Linked DNA regions of Homo sapiens: regions 1 and 3 are each linked to region 2. The links are chromatin contacts, found by Hi-C or POLR2A ChIA-PET in ENCODE. All regions are on one chromosome and are shown on one strand. The core of a region is the stretch at or near the end of the contact, and the rest is flanking DNA. Distances in the headings are between cores, read along the strand shown.

Region 1 (2,884 bases), core at 56-2,555, 460 kb before region 2:
AGGGCATTGCCCTAGTCCCTCAGTTCAGCTGGGTCAGAGCTATTTCAGGTCTCTGGTCCTCATAGCAATCTGGAGCCCTGATCCCTGGCCCCTGGGTTTCCCTATCATCTCTCTGGCTTCAACCCATCACAGCACCAAGCACAGCCATCCTTGCAGGAGCTGGGCACACCTTTTGTATTTATTTCTATATTTTTGTAAAGACGGGGTATTGCTATGTTGCCCAGACTGGTCTCCAACTCCTGGCCTCAAGCCACCCTCCCACCTCAGCCTCTCAAAGTGTTGGGATTACAGGTGTGAGCCACTGTGCCGCTGGAGCTGGAATTGAATCCTTGTCTGTTGGACTCCAGTGTTAGCCACTGTGCGGCTCTGCCCCTGAAGAGCATGGAGCCAGGCTGTGTTGGGTTTGTGTCTGTGTCCCTTCCTATCACTGGTGCGCCCTCAGTCTCAGCTGTGACTTTGGCACACAGCAGGTGCTCAATAAATGTTTTTTTTCTTTTCTTTTCTTTTTTTTTTTTTTTTGAGACACAGTCTCACTCTGTCGCCCAGGCTGGAGTGCAACGGTACAATCTTGCCTCACTGTAACCTCCGCCTCCCGGGTTCAAGTGATTTTCCTGCCTCAGCCTCCCGAGTAGCCAGGATTACAGGTGTGTGCTACCACACCCAGCTAATTTTTGTATTTTTAATAGAGACGGGGTTTCACTGCATTAGCCAGGCTGGTCTCGAACTCCTGACCTCAAGTGATCCACCTGCCTCCGCCTCCCAAAGTGCTGGGATTACATGCATGAGCCATCGCGCCCGGCAATAAATGCTTGTTGAGTAAATAACTAAAATCACGTGTAAAGGGAAGAATGCGCAAGGAAGGAGAGAGAAGCTTTGCACACTCAGGAAACCCCCTGACCTGGCAGGGCTGGTGGGCCAGTTGCCCCAGGAACCAGGGGCCCCGGGTGAGTGCCCACACCCTGCCCTACACACCCTGGTGTCTGGGCCCTGCGTGCTCCATCTTTCCCCAGAGGGCGGTCCCCTTGCGGGGTCCTCCACTGCAACCTTCTTGGAATTCCTCCAGCCCCCAAGGCACGCTGCTGCCCTGGGCCTTTAGCCCTCGACACCCTGGGCCCGGAGCCTCTGCCCAAGTCAGCCTTGCCCACCGCGTGCACATCCTTGTCCAGAGCATTTAGAGTCCGCACTCTAGTTCAGTGGTTTATTGATTGCTTCCCCATGACGCTGGGCGGCCCAGCGGGGCAGGGACCTTGACTGTCTTGGTTACCGCGGCGTCAGGCGGGGGAGGCGCTCACAGCTGGCCTAACAGGTGAAGGACGGCGCAGGTGGGCGGAGGCCTGTCCGCCAAGGACCGCCGGGTCCGCCTGTGCGCTGGGAAGGCCCGCCCCCTAGCGGCCGATCTTTAGAGTACGGAGGGCAGCCCCCAAAGGCCTCCCATCCCTGTCCCCGCCCCTGGGCCCCTGGACTCACTTTGATCTCGATCTGCTCCTCCATCTCCTTGCTCTTCATGGCTGCGTACTCCTTCTCCAGCCTGCAGATCGGGAGGGCCCCGTGGTTACTGTCATGCCCTCGGGGGTCCCCCCTTCTTACCAGTACCCTGGTTGCCCAGCAGGCACCGACCTCTTCATCTTCTTGGGGTTGTACTTGACCTGGTAGGCTTTGAGGACCAGCTTGTCCGGGCAGCTGTCGAACTGGTGGGGGATCACTCTCTGGAAGTACTGTGGGGACACAGCCGGTCACCTGGTCACCAACATGCAGGCCCTGACCACCGGGGGCCGCCCGAGCCCTGTTGCCCTGGAGGGGGGCAGGAACGGGTCTGCCCGGGGTGTCGCCATGTCCTCAACGCCGTGTCCTCAGTGTTTGTGGAGCAATGGAAAGACTGAGCGTGAGGGGAGGGAATGGGGGACTGCCTGCAGCCAAAGCCTTAGTTTCCAGAAGAAAAGCTGGCAGATGCTGGATGTGGTGGCTCATTCATATAATCCCAATGATTTAAAAGCCTGAGGTGGGAGAAATAAATAGCTTGAGCCCAGGAGTTTGAGACCAGTGTGGGCAACATAGTGAGACCCCATTTCTGAAAAAAAAAAATTAGCTGGACATGGTGATGTACACCTCTGGTTCCAGCTACTCAGGAGGCTGAGGCGGGAGGATCGCTTCAGCCCAGGAGGTGGAGGCTGCAGTGAGCTAGGACTGCACCACTGTACTCCAGCCTGGGCCACAGAGCAACTCCGACTTAAAAAAAAAAAGAAAAAGGTAAAAGAAAAAAAGAAAAGCAGGCCAAGGAGGCTCTCCTGGGAGTGAAGGCTGAGGGTCGGGGGGTCTGACAGAGGGGACCTTCGTGGGGGAAGGAGGATGGGTATGCCGGGGGCCTCGGGCCTGTGCAAAGGGTTAAGGTAAGCCCAGGGGGGACACAGCTCCTGCACCCGGCCCAGCTGGCCCCCTCTGGTAGCTGTGGACAATGCCTGCCCATGTTCACGGACACAACCGTGGCCTTTGTGCATTCTTCCCTGAAGCACCAGCTGGAGGACGCGGGGAGGGGGCAGGGGCCCGCACAGCAGAGAAGTAGCGGTGGGAGGCAGGCTGGCCAGCAGCAGGGCCTCCAGGCAGGCCGGGCTGGGGCGGGGCAAGGCGTGAGGTTGCCTAGACCCCCAAACTCCCTCCTGTGCCCTCACCAGGCTGGGCGGCAGGGTGGGGATGCCCTCATGGTCAGTCAGTCATGATCTGCCATCAGGCTTTGGGGCATCTGCGGGGTTGGGGGCAGGAGGTGGGCAGTGGGGCTCCCAGGGCTCAGCCTGGGCCTCCTGTCTCCCTGCGGCCAGGCTGCTGGCCCCTGACTGTGTCTGGCAGAGCCTAGGGGGTCCTCTGGTCCCTTAGGGAGACCTCAGGGGAA
Region 2 (2,940 bases), core at 130-2,629:
CCTCTCCTGACACCTCTTACAGCTGGAGGATTAATCATTCACTCAGACACCTGCAAAACTCATCCCTTGGCCACTGGGCTGTCTATACTGTCCTGAACTCTCTCTCTGGTCAATGGGAAGAGAATGGGGCCCTTCAAAGCTACTGGCTGGAGCTTCATCTCCGCGAAAACAAGGCAAAGGGGAAAAGGTGTGTTGGCCGCTTCGCTTCCGTGGTAAAACTTTAAGAATGTTTTTTAATCCTGTGGTCCAGGCTTTAATCTCAACAGAGCAAGAGATAAGGGGCAGATAGCCACAGCAAAACACTCAAGTGCTAGTAGAATTAACGCAGGAAAAGAAAACCAAATACTGCACTTTCCCACTTGTAAGTGGAGCTAAACCTTGGGTACTCATGGACACCAAGAAGACAACAGAAACTGGGCTCTACTAGAGCGGGAAGGGAAGGAGGAGGTCAAGGGTTGAAACTATCTATTGAGTACTATGCTCAGTACCTGGGTGACGAGATCAGTCACACCCCAAACCTCAGCATCACGCAATATATCCAGGTAACAAACCTGTACATGTACCCCCTCAATCTCAAATAAAAGTTGAAATTTAAAAACGTAAAACAAAACGAAACATGTAAGGACCAGGGGAAAGCTTCTCGTTCCCGTCCGCAATGAAAGCACCAACTGAGTTCTTATACAAGAAACTAAAACCCATGGCACAGATAGTTCTCACGGTTTTGCACCCAAACGCTCCCTGCCAGGGAGGGCTGTCTGCTCCGGGGTGTGAGGGTTCTCCCGGGAGGCCTGAAATACGACGGTGCTGGGTATTGTGGTGGGTTCCATTCCATCCCTGGTCCTGCCCCGGGCGCTCCTGAACGAGGAGCAGAGGCTGGGGCCCAAGTGACCCCTCCTCTCCTCTCCTGGAGGAGAGTAAGCCGTAGCACCCCAGGACTGGCTGGGGCTCGGACGGAGCGGGCGGGCATCGTCTGCACCTCTGCACCCTGCAATCGCCGCCTAGAGCCTCCATGCATTGAAGGAGCAGCCTGCACCCCAGCACCCGTTCGCCTGCCTGGAGAAGTCCCCCAGGAGCCGGCGGGAGGCCCGAGGCAGCCCCGGGGGTCCCGCGCCCCAGGCCACCCCCTGAAGAGACCGAGGGCCCCCTCCTGAGCCCCGTTTTCCTCGGGACCGCCCCGCCGCCGTCCTCACCTCGGCCCGATCGCCCGCAGGCCGCTCTCCGCCAGCTCCTCTGCCACTCTCGCAGCCGCCTCCGATGCCTCCGTCCGGCCCCCCCAGATCCACAGTAGCTAGCAGCTGGGAGCCGGAAGCGGGAAGCCGCGCGAGGAGAGCAGCGCATGCGCGATCCCGCCTCGGAGGCGGGGCAGAGGGCGTGACCCGGAAGGAGGCGTGCCCTCGAGGGCGGGGCGCTCCCGGGGACCTGGGGCTGCTGCTCCCCGAGCCGTGGTGAGGGGGCGTCGGCTCGGCCTTGAGAGGGGCGCGGGCACCGAAGTGGGAGGGTGCTCGCGGCGAGGGTGAGGGCGACTTTTGAGGGGCGGGTCAGCGGGGTTGGGGGGCTTTTTGAAGGAGAGCAATGCGAGCCTGGCTGTCAGTAGGGCCGGGGGCTCTGAGGGGACAGCTGGGTTGCGGGGATCCAGAGGGAGAGCAGCAGGGTTAGGTGGGCGTTTTGTGGGGTTAACGGAAGCCTGGGTGATTAGCGCGGCTGGGGAGGGAGTCCTGAGGAGGACAGCGGTTTGGAGAATCTCAAGGGGGGTACAGCACAGTTAGGGGGACCCTGAGGGAGGACAGCGGGGTTGGGGGACCCCAAGGGAGGACAGCGGGGTTGGGGGGACCCCGAGGGAGGACAGCGGAGTTGGGGGACCCCGAGGGAGGATAGCGGGGTTAAGGGGACCCCAAGGGAGGACAGTGGAGCTGGGGGTGTTTTGGAAGAATCAACGGATGCCTGGAGGGGTTGTCAGTGGGCTCCTACGGGCTCGTTAGGATTGGAAGTACCTAAGGGGGGCACTCCCAGTGGTGGGGAGTCCTAGCGGGGAGAGTCCAAGAAATGGAGAGGGCAGGGTCTGTCACCTGAGAAAAAAGAAGCAGCATCAGGGAGTGGTGGGGGGATCACTTCATCCCAGGAGTTCAGGACCACCAGTCTGGGCAACATAGCAAGACCCCATCTCTACAAAACATTTTTTAAAATGAGCAGGGCATGGAGGCGCCTGCCTGTGGTCCCAACTCCTCCAGAGGCTGAGGTGGGAGGATGACTTGAGCCTGGGAGGTCCAGGCTGCGGTGAGCTATGATCATGCCTCCAGAGGCTGAGGTGGGAGGATGACTTGAGCCTGGGAGGTCCAGGCTGCAGTGAGCTATAATCATGCCACTGCACTCCAGCCTGGACAACAGAGCAAGACTCTGTCTCAAAATAACAACAACAAAAAAAGAGGCAGCATAGACTTCAGAAAGGTGGGTCTGGGAAAAATGAATCATATACCTCTCCAGTGGTCTCAGACACCCCAACATAGATACCATCAGATCCCCTAAACACAGGCACCCAGGCAGGTGCCATCAGATACCCAAAACAGGCTTCCAGGTAACCCCCAAATATGTCAGACACTCCACATAGGTCCAGCAGATACCCCCAAACACATACTAGATAACCCCAATACAGATGCTGTCAGATACCCTCAAACAGGTGCTCAGAGTCTGAAACACATACCATACCCTCCCCTATCCACTTCCACACAGGTGCTATTTGGCAGATGTGGATAGGCCAGATGCTTCCCCCAGCACCAGCAACCTCTCAATTGCCATCAGACACCCCAGTCTTGAGGTTGCCTGTCTAATCCAAGTCCTGCCACAGGGGAGGCAGTTGAACAGTAACCAGGAGTCGAGCAGAACAGCTCTCACCAAGGTTGGCTGGTCAGCCAGGCCTAGAAGATCTCCCCATGGCCAGGCAAG
Region 3 (2,770 bases), core at 139-2,638, 440 kb before region 2:
GGAAGGATGGATAACTTGGCAGAGGCCTGGGGCAGGTTCCCACAGGGGTAGGTGCTGGGGGATTCTGGGGCCCTGTCACCCTCCAAGGCTCCAGTGTGGGCGCTGGTTTGGTGGAGGGGCAAGTTGGCTTCCTGGGGTGCGGCAGGCACCTCATGGTCTCTGGAATCTCTGCTTGAGCTGGGGGAGCTGTCGGGGACTCTGGGAGGGCCTGGACAGGTGGGATCTGAGGAGGGGTGCAGAAGTGTTGAGTGGGTGGGGGCAGGGGCAGATATGCCTGGGGTCTATGTTGGAGCTCTTAAGTTTTTCTGTGTGTGCTGGGGGATCTAAGTGACTGTGTGTGTGTGTGTGTGTGTGTGTGTGTGTGTGTGTGTGTGTGTGTTTGGGGTTTTCAGAAAGATGGGTGGCTCTGGATGGGGAGTGGGGTGGTTCAGAATATCCAACGGGAGGTCTTGAGCATGGGTGGATTTTTCAGGATCCAGGAGCCAGGATCCAGATGGGGCAGGATCAGTGGAGCTACCACAGTGTGCTGGGTGGACGCCGGGGAGTGGTGTTTAGGGGTGCCCTTGGGCATGTGGCAGCTGGGGTGGGAGATGGGCTAGCAGGCTGAGCTGAGGGCTGTGGGCAGGGGTAGGAAATCCGACTTACAGAGGCCAGAGAGGGGTCCTGTGGGGTCAGCATGGGGGGCGGGTAGGCCCTGAGGCTGGTCTCCTTGGGGAGAGGTGGGGGCAGTTCTGGGCCCAAGATAGGAGGACGTGAAGTGAGGGGGTGCGGGGAGGGGGTGGCAAGTGTTGTCCAGAAGGGAGGGGTCCTGAGAGATCAGGGCAGAAGGTGGACGGGGGTTCTTGGGCTTGGGGGGCGCTTCTGAGGGGCTGATCGGCGGAGTGGGGGGATGGGGAGCCCTGAGGGGGTTCCCGGAGAGGAGTCCTGAGGGTCACTGCAAAGGGTGGACGGGGGTCCTGGGCCTGCGGGGTCCTCATGGGGAGGGGACGGAGTGGGGGAGGGGGATCCTGCAGGAGCTCCTGGGGAGGGGTCCGGAGGGATCGGCAACGAGGGTGGGCAGGGGCCAGGGTCCTCCGAAGGTCCCGGGCTGGGGATGCCGAGGCTCCCAGCGCGGGTTCCGGGGCACGACGGCCCGAGTTGCGGTCCTGCCGGTTCCCCGCGGGCCGCATCACGGAGCCGCCGGCCTGAGCAGGCGCCCGGGAGGCCCGGCCCGCGCCGCCCTACCTGCGCCGAGCGCGCCGCCATCTCCGTGCCGAGCCTCGCCGCCCCGGGCTGAGCCGCCGGATCCTAGCCGCGCCGTTCGCCCCGCAGCCCCGGCCCGGCCCCCTCAGCCGCCCCCCGGGACCGCGGCCGCCGCCGGCTCCGCCGCTGCCATTTCACCCGCTGACAGGAGCCGCTGCCCCGCCCCCGAGGCCCCATCCGCCAATTCGCCGCCCCCAGGCGCCCTGGCCCCGCCCACCAGCCAGGAGTGACGGGGTGTCTGACCATTCCGTGGCCATTCCGTGAGGCGGGCCCTGGCTACGTTCAGAAGGTTGCCGCCTCTGAGGAGAGAGCGAATTGAAATGAGGGAAGCGGTGAAGGACAGGTAGTTTTGCGTATCGGAATGAGGAATCCTATTGATCAACACCTGATAAGACCAATAGCAAGGAAAGTGGGGGTGTGTCCGTGAGGAAAGGCTGCGGCCCTGAGGAACACCAGGCAGACGCGGCCAAGCGTTTGGCACTAAGCCCCGCCCAGAGCCGGGCTTTCTGCCCAATAACGAGACGCCCCGAGACGTCCATTATTATCTGCCCCTCAAACCTGGGCCCTGGCAACTGCTGGGGGCGCCATAAAGAAGATTGACACCTAGGGAACCAATGCTACTGAAGGAGGGCGGGAAAGTGACACTCTCTGACCAATGGGTATGTGAGATTGGTGGGAGCATTGGCGTCCTGGGCGGTGGGGCTTGAGGCCTGGGTTGAATGAAATGGGGGTGGGGCTAAGAGGAGGGCGTGGCCTAGGCCAGAGATGGGGCGGGGTCAAGCAAGGGAGGGGCTCGGGGGTTGGGTCTGAGAAGGGGCGTGGCCAGAAATCCTGAAGACTCACTGGGGACGTGATGGCACCGTGTCGTCTAGGAGCCCAGTTCTGTGCTGGGGACGGGGCGGTTGATATTGGGGGCGGGTCCCATAAAAGATTCAGGCCCGTCCCCTGTCTTACTCCAGGCCAGGTTAAATGTGTTCTCTAAAGCTCACAGAGCCGCGTGTTTCTCCATCAAAGCTCGGTTCGCGCCGTGATCGTGGGGAGGGATAGGCCCTCCCATTCCCCATCCTCCCAGGCTGATAGATCCTCGGGGAGTCGGGATGCAGGGCCTAGGTCGGGTCTCTTCCAGGTCCCCAGCATGGAAACTGCTTATAAACATTTGATGAATGAATGAATGAAAATGGGCCCGTGACTCTTTTAACAGAGAAGGGAGAGGTGGAGAATCCTTCAAGCTAGAGAGGAATTCGTAGGGACAGTTACTGACAGCGGGCAAGACTGACCAAAATGGACTTATTTCCTCCCCAAGATGTAGGGATGGGCCCTGGAGGGGGTGGGGCAGGGAAGGACCTTGTCATAGCAGAGAGGGTGACGTCATAAGTGTGTTTTTATTTATTTATTTTTCAGAGACAGGGTCTCGCTCTGTGTCCCAGTTTGCAGTGCAGTGATGCGAACATAGCTCAATGCAGCCTCGAACTCTTGGACTCCAATGATCCTCCCGCCTCAACCTCCCCAGTAGCTGGGACTACAGGTG

What was found. Hi-C counts contacts between places; a loop is a spot of excess contacts on that map. ChIA-PET counts read pairs that join two places held with the same protein, here RNA polymerase II (POLR2A). Pooled maps may share reads with other maps.
Region 1: a loop to region 2 is called in a pooled map, with 2.4 times the contacts of the local background. The contact joins the enhancer-like site here to the promoter of ARHGEF18-AS1 in region 2. A Hi-C loop is called at or near these places in 7 of 50 pooled maps. POLR2A ChIA-PET finds 5 or more read pairs at or near these places in 2 of 52 experiments (activated CD4-positive, alpha-beta T cell and endothelial cell of umbilical vein).
Region 3: a pooled map shows a loop between it and region 2 (20-fold over the local background). The contact joins the promoter of EVI5L here to the promoter of ARHGEF18-AS1 in region 2. A Hi-C loop is called at or near these places in 14 of 50 pooled maps. POLR2A ChIA-PET finds 5 or more read pairs at or near these places in 4 of 52 experiments (AG04450, HEK293T, WTC11 and 1 more).

Annotation. Positions count from the first base shown.
Region 1 is chr19:7,851,917-7,854,800 of GRCh38, reverse strand. It overlaps EVI5L (ecotropic viral integration site 5 like), which reads right to left. Exons shown (of 20, transcript NM_001159944.3): 9 at 1,618-1,715; 10 at 1,468-1,528. Among named protein-coding and RNA genes, the nearest start is that of PRR36, 21 kb to the left of the region's middle. Within about 2 kb of position 1,305, at least 3 of the 41 ENCODE cell types and tissues checked have a DNase peak (open chromatin) inside an H3K27ac peak, as active enhancers do.
Region 2 is chr19:7,393,498-7,396,437 of GRCh38, reverse strand. ARHGEF18-AS1 (ARHGEF18 antisense RNA 1) reads left to right here and starts at 1,379. Exons shown (of 2, transcript NR_186326.1): 1 at 1,379-1,445. The region is part of intron 10 of ARHGEF18 (Rho/Rac guanine nucleotide exchange factor 18); the gene reads right to left. RefSeq lists an enhancer at 512-691 and silencers at 902-1,471, 1,180-1,620.
Region 3 is chr19:7,828,836-7,831,605 of GRCh38, reverse strand. EVI5L (ecotropic viral integration site 5 like) reads right to left here and starts at 1,388. Exons shown (of 20, transcript NM_001159944.3): 1 at 1,225-1,388. RefSeq lists a silencer at 1,292-1,531.